Regions from separate parts of the Homo sapiens genome. Here region 1 is linked to region 2. Evidence: chromatin contacts called from ENCODE Hi-C or POLR2A ChIA-PET data. All regions are on one chromosome and are shown on one strand. The core of a region is the stretch at or near the end of the contact, and the rest is flanking DNA. Distances in the headings are between cores, read along the strand shown.

Region 1 (2,700 bases), core at 175-2,674, 170 kb before region 2:
GTGCTTGGTGTGGTCAGAACACTACTGCAGCACTAGAATACATGGTATCTGATGATGACTAATGAAACCTACGCTGAATATCTCAAAAATTAGTGACTAGTTTTTCCCACCATTAACCCATGTGCCAGAAGGAACTTTTATCCAATGCAGAAAATACTTGCCCAGAATCAGGTTCTTAACAAGTTTTTGCTCATCCTCCTTCTTGTATTCCAGCATCCCTTGGAAATCCTTTTCTTTCCTGGGAATGTTGACTGGTCGGATGGGTTCATCAATGATCTGTCCTGGGGATATGTTCTCCATCTGGCCCACTTTATGAGAAGTAAGAAAGGAGGAGAAAATGTTTTCCATATAAAAAACATGAGAGGTCTCCAAGTTCCTATAATTTTGAATGCATTCTACAACAACCGAAACTTGCCATATTTGCCACTTAATTGCCTTCTCTTAAAATAATTTTTTTCTGTTAAAATTGGGTGAACAGATGGCAAAATTATATGGTCATCTTACTCTGAAAGCCACTCCTGCCTAACTGTAAATTAACATCAAATAACCTTACATGACTCAAAACTTTTTTTTATGTAATAAGGCTTACTTTTTAATAAGATTAAATGTCCAAAAAGTAAGTGGTTTAACAGATTTGTTAATTAATTGATACTAATCAGAAATGGTTAAACATATTTTGACTTTAATTCACAGGAGGAACAATCAATATCCTACAAAGGGGCAGAAGGAGCAGAAACAATTCCCCCTTGCTCTTGGCTCAATGACTTTAGCCATTAAAAGCAAAAGAACATTTACTTTAAATGTATCATTACAATCAATTCAAAACACATACAGATAGCTGGTAGAAGAGTGTTTCTTCATACCACTTGGTCCAAAATGTATTATTTTTCACAAAGGCCTCATATGGCAAAGACCTAATTTTCTCCTGCCATCCTCATTCCCAGAGAAATCATGAACAGATAAACTATCTCTATGTAGTATGATTTCCTAAATGTTATTATTTTTTATTTCTTTTTAATATAATGTTAAAAATTCTACTTATAAAGTTGCAATCAATGAAGTACAACCACTGGTTTACAATGCTTTCAGATGTTAAAAATAGTCACTATTGTCAAGGGCAGCAGCTAGAGAATTATGCTAAAGGTTAAAAAAAAAAGTCTCCAATTTCATCTCAAAATTGAGACTTGAGTGGGAAATCCAACAAAAAGTAAAGGGACATATGAGTTACCACAGCCACTGTGGAGATACACGCTAGTAACCAGGTTTTTTATCCTTTTATCTACAGGGAGGGAGAGTGGTTAAGAGATTTGTTTAAGGGCAGATTAAGTTTGAGTTCTGAGATTGCTGTCAAACAAAATGCAGATCAGATGCAAAAACATTAGAAAGCTTAATATTGCTGACTCCACGAGGTGTCAGTAGTGCTTCTTGTGTCACTCTGGGTAATTTCCTGGGTTAGTTCTGAGAAGCCAGTCCCACAGGAAGAGGTTATCACAGAGAACATCAGTACCTGCCAGTGCTCTTGCTTATGTGGCATGGAGCCTGGTGACACACCGTCCACCTCATGCTGCAGCAGCACACACTGGGACTATCAGCGCTGAAAATCTGGTTTAGGTGAAGTCACCACCATCCAGCAACACTATGATATCTAAAGAGTGGTCAGATTGTGATTGGACAGATCAGGGCTACGGCCATCTCCCATAATCTAGTTTTTCATATGCATGATCCAGTATGAAAGCCACGGGACTAACTCTAAAGTATATTCTTCCATGCAAGAGAAAAGGAGACTCAAACTGTTTGGTTTTACATAATTTCTGGTGTCAGTTTAAACACAACACCACAAGGACCTCTGAAGCAGCACACAGTGGCCTCTACAGATCATAAACCTGCAGCTGCATGTAAAAAACAAAATTATAAAACCCCTGCCATCTATGCCACTAGTAACTTTTAAGCCGCATGTACAATTCCAAAAGGGGAAACTGGGAGAAAACAAGTTCAACATACTAGGTTTATCAATAAATGCACATATTTGGACTCCATGTAACCCAAAGAGCATATTTTAAACCCACTGATTTATCAAATCTATGATGCTATCGGTTATGAAATACAGTATTTTATGTAACACTAAAAAAATTGCCAACTAAACTATAACCCATCAACAATTGTAAGATACACCCCAATTTCAGAGATGTTGAAATGGGAAACACTGCATCTCAGAATTTGTGAAATACAATGGATATTTTTACTAAGAAAGTTTATGTTTTAAAAGGAAGCTTCACCTTCCTTTTGCAAAATCTCTAACCAGGATATTTTTGGTACTGTATAAAAATGTCAGATAGAATGTGCCATACTCTCACTAAAAACTTTCTCTCTGCCTCTGAATTCTCCCTAGGGACTTAAGTCTTTGCAAAGCTCACAAATGAAATTTAGATGTCAGTTCAACATAACCTTGATTGATTTTGCAATATTATCTACTAATTAAAATAAAATGTTGGCCGGGCACAGTGACTCACACCTATAATCAGAGCACTTTGGGAGGCCAAGGCAGGCAGATCACCTGAGTTCAGGAGTTCAAGACCACCCTGACCAACATGGAGAAACCCCATCTCTACTAAAAATACAAAAAATTAGCCGGGCATGGTGGTACATGCCTGTAATCCCAGCTACTTGGGAGGCTGAGGCAGGAGAATCGCTTGAACCTGG
Region 2 (2,730 bases), core at 188-2,687:
AGGAATGGGTTAGCACATGATCGACATTGCTTTACCATCAACTTCACATAAGTGTTCAGAAACCAGGCGGAAGTGAAACCCTAAGTTGAAGGAGCTTTTAACGCTTGCATGAAAATTTTCTAGACCTTCAAAGGCTGTTGCTGCTGTTTCTCCTTCTTTTTTTTTTTTTTTTTTTGCCTTTTTAAATATCTTGTTCTCTTCTTTCCCCCACTGAAATTCAAGAATTTGCAGATACCATAAACTTGGGATATCCTAGAAACAACCATGGTTAGAAAACTGATATGTTTCTACACACTCATCCTTTAATTGATGTCCTCCACCCACTCACTCTTACTCATACCCAGCTAGCTTCTCCCATATTATTGAAACTTCAATCCTTGCCTCTGTCATGTTCAGGTTTCTAAGCCTGGGGAAGATAACACTTTAAAATGCCGTAAGTACAGTGGGAAAGGACTGAGGAGGTAGCCAGAAAACCTAGAAATTATGACTAGGACTGGATTCTTTGGCATTAATACCCATGTTTTGCAATGTCCAAAGCATGACTAGAATTGATCTTTCACCCCCGAATGCTGTCATATTCCCATATTACCTGTATTTCTGTGCCTAAATAACACCATATAGACAAATTCTCCAATTTTATATTAACTTTATTCACATTGAAGCTGCCACATCTTACATTAGGAATGCTTTCAGCTACAAGGAACAGAAAAGTCTGACAGAACGCTGGGCGAGGTGGCTCACGTCGGTAATCCCAGCATTTTGGGAGACCAAGGCGGGTGGATCGCGAGGTCAGGAGTTCAAGACCAGATGGTGAAACCCTGTCTCTACTAAAAATACAAAAATTAGCCGGGCATGGTGGCGGGCACCTGTAATCCCAGCTACTCAGGAGGTTGAGGCAGAGAATTGCTTGGACCCAGCAGGCAGAGGTTGCAGGGAGCTGAGATCGCACCACTGCACTCCAGCCCGGGCGACACAGCGAGACTCCATCTCAAAAAAAAAAAAGAAAAAAGAAAAGTCTGACAGGTAGGTTAAACTCTTAGGAGTTTGTATCCTTAACAAGAAGTCCAGAGAAGGTTATCTCGGGGCTATTCTGGCAGCTCAATAATGTCGTTAAGAACTCAGACTCGGCAGTTCCCATTATCTTCGGGAGCTGTGGAGGTAGGAATTTAAGACAGGCCCATTTTATTAATTTATTTTCAAATGCAACAAAAGGTCCAAGGACAATCTGTGGGCCACTTAATTCAGGGCCCTCAATTCGTACATGGAGAACTCTCAGATACAGCCAAAGCCATGGGTTTTGGAGACCTGAAAAGCCCCGCCGGCCTCCAGGTGCTCAATGATTACCTGACAGACAAGAGCTACATCAAGGGGTATGTGCCATCACAAGCAGATGTGGCAGTATTTGAAGCAGTGCCCCGCCCACTGCCTGCCGACTTGTGTCATGCTCTATGTTGGTATAATCACATCAAGTCTTACGAAAAGGAAAAGGCCAGCCTGCCAGGAGTGAAGAAAGCTTTGGGCAAGTATGGTCCTGCAGATGTGGAAGACACTACAGGAAGTGGAGCTACAGATAGTAAAGATGATGATGACATTGATCTCTCTGGATCTGATGATGAGGAAGAAAGTGAAGAAGCAAAGAGGCTAAGGGAAGAACGTCTTGCACAATATGAATCAAAGAAAGCCAAAAAACCTGCACTTGTTTCCAAGTCTTCCATCTTATTAGATGTGAAATCTTGGGATGATGAGACAGATATGGCGAAATTAGAGGGCGTCAGAAGCATTCAAGCAGACGTCTTAGTCTGGGACTCATCTAAACTAGTTCCAGTGGGATACAGAATTAAGAAACTTCAAATACAGTGTGTAGTTGAGGATGATAAAGTTGGAACAGATATGCTGGAGGAGCAGATCACTGCGTTTGAGGACTATGTGCAGCCCATGGATGTGGCTGCTTTCAACAAGATCTAAAATCCATCCTGGATCATGGCATTTAAATAAAAGCTTGAAAGATTAAAAAAAAAATTTTTCAGACTCTTGGCTGGGCGCAGTGGCTCATACCTGTAATCCCATCACTTTGGGAGGCTGAGGAGGGCAGATATCTTGAGGTCAGGAGTTCGAGACCAGCCTGGCCAATATGGCAAAACCCTCTCTCTACTAAAAAAATATGAAAATTAGGCCGGGCGCTGTGGCTCATGCCTGTAATCCCAGCACTTTAGGAGGCCGAGGCAGGCAGATCACGAGGTCAGGAGATCGAGACCATCTTGGCTAACGCAGTGAAACCCCGTCTCTACTAAAAATACAAAAAATTAGCCGGGCATGGTGGCAGGCACCTGTAGTCCCACCTACTTGGGAGGCTGAGGCAGGAGAATGACGTGAACCCGGGAGGCTGAGCTTGCAGTAAGCCAAGACTGCGCCGCTGCACTCCAGCCTGGGTGACAGAGCGAGACTCTGTCTCAAAAAAATAATAATAATAAAATGAAAATTAGCTGGGCGTGGTGGCACACACCTGTAATCCCAGCTACTCAGGTGGCTGAGGCGTGGGAATCACTTGAACCTGGGAAGTGGAGGTTACAGTTAGCCGAGATCGCGCCATTGTACTCCAGCCTGGGCAACAGAGTGAGACCCTTTCTCAAAAAAAAAAAAAAAAAATTCAGTCCCTTGGCCAGATGCAGTGGCTCATGCTTGTAATCCAGCAATTTGGGAGGACAAGGAGGGCGGATCTCTTGAGGTCAG

What was found. A loop is a pair of places that touch in the nucleus more often than their neighbours do. ChIA-PET counts read pairs that join two places held with the same protein, here RNA polymerase II (POLR2A). Pooled maps may share reads with other maps.
Region 1: a loop to region 2 is called in a pooled map, with 2.9 times the contacts of the local background. The contact joins two enhancer-like sites. A Hi-C loop is called at or near these places in 3 of 50 pooled maps. POLR2A ChIA-PET finds 5 or more read pairs at or near these places in 8 of 52 experiments (GM12878, H1, OCI-LY7 and 5 more).

Annotation. Positions count from the first base shown.
Region 1 is chr15:52,330,192-52,332,891 of GRCh38, forward strand. It overlaps MYO5A (myosin VA), which reads right to left. Exons shown (of 42, transcript NM_001382347.1): 35 at 162-308. Among named protein-coding and RNA genes, the nearest start is that of MYO5C, 36 kb to the left of the region's middle. RefSeq lists an enhancer at 1,557-1,686. Within about 2 kb of position 1,425, at least 4 of the 41 ENCODE cell types and tissues checked have a DNase peak (open chromatin) inside an H3K27ac peak, as active enhancers do.
Region 2 is chr15:52,503,899-52,506,628 of GRCh38, forward strand. The region is part of intron 1 of MYO5A (myosin VA); the gene reads right to left. It also overlaps the pseudogene EEF1B2P1. Among named protein-coding and RNA genes, the nearest start is that of MYO5A, 24 kb to the right of the region's middle. Within about 2 kb of position 1,438, at least 4 of the 41 ENCODE cell types and tissues checked have a DNase peak (open chromatin) inside an H3K27ac peak, as active enhancers do.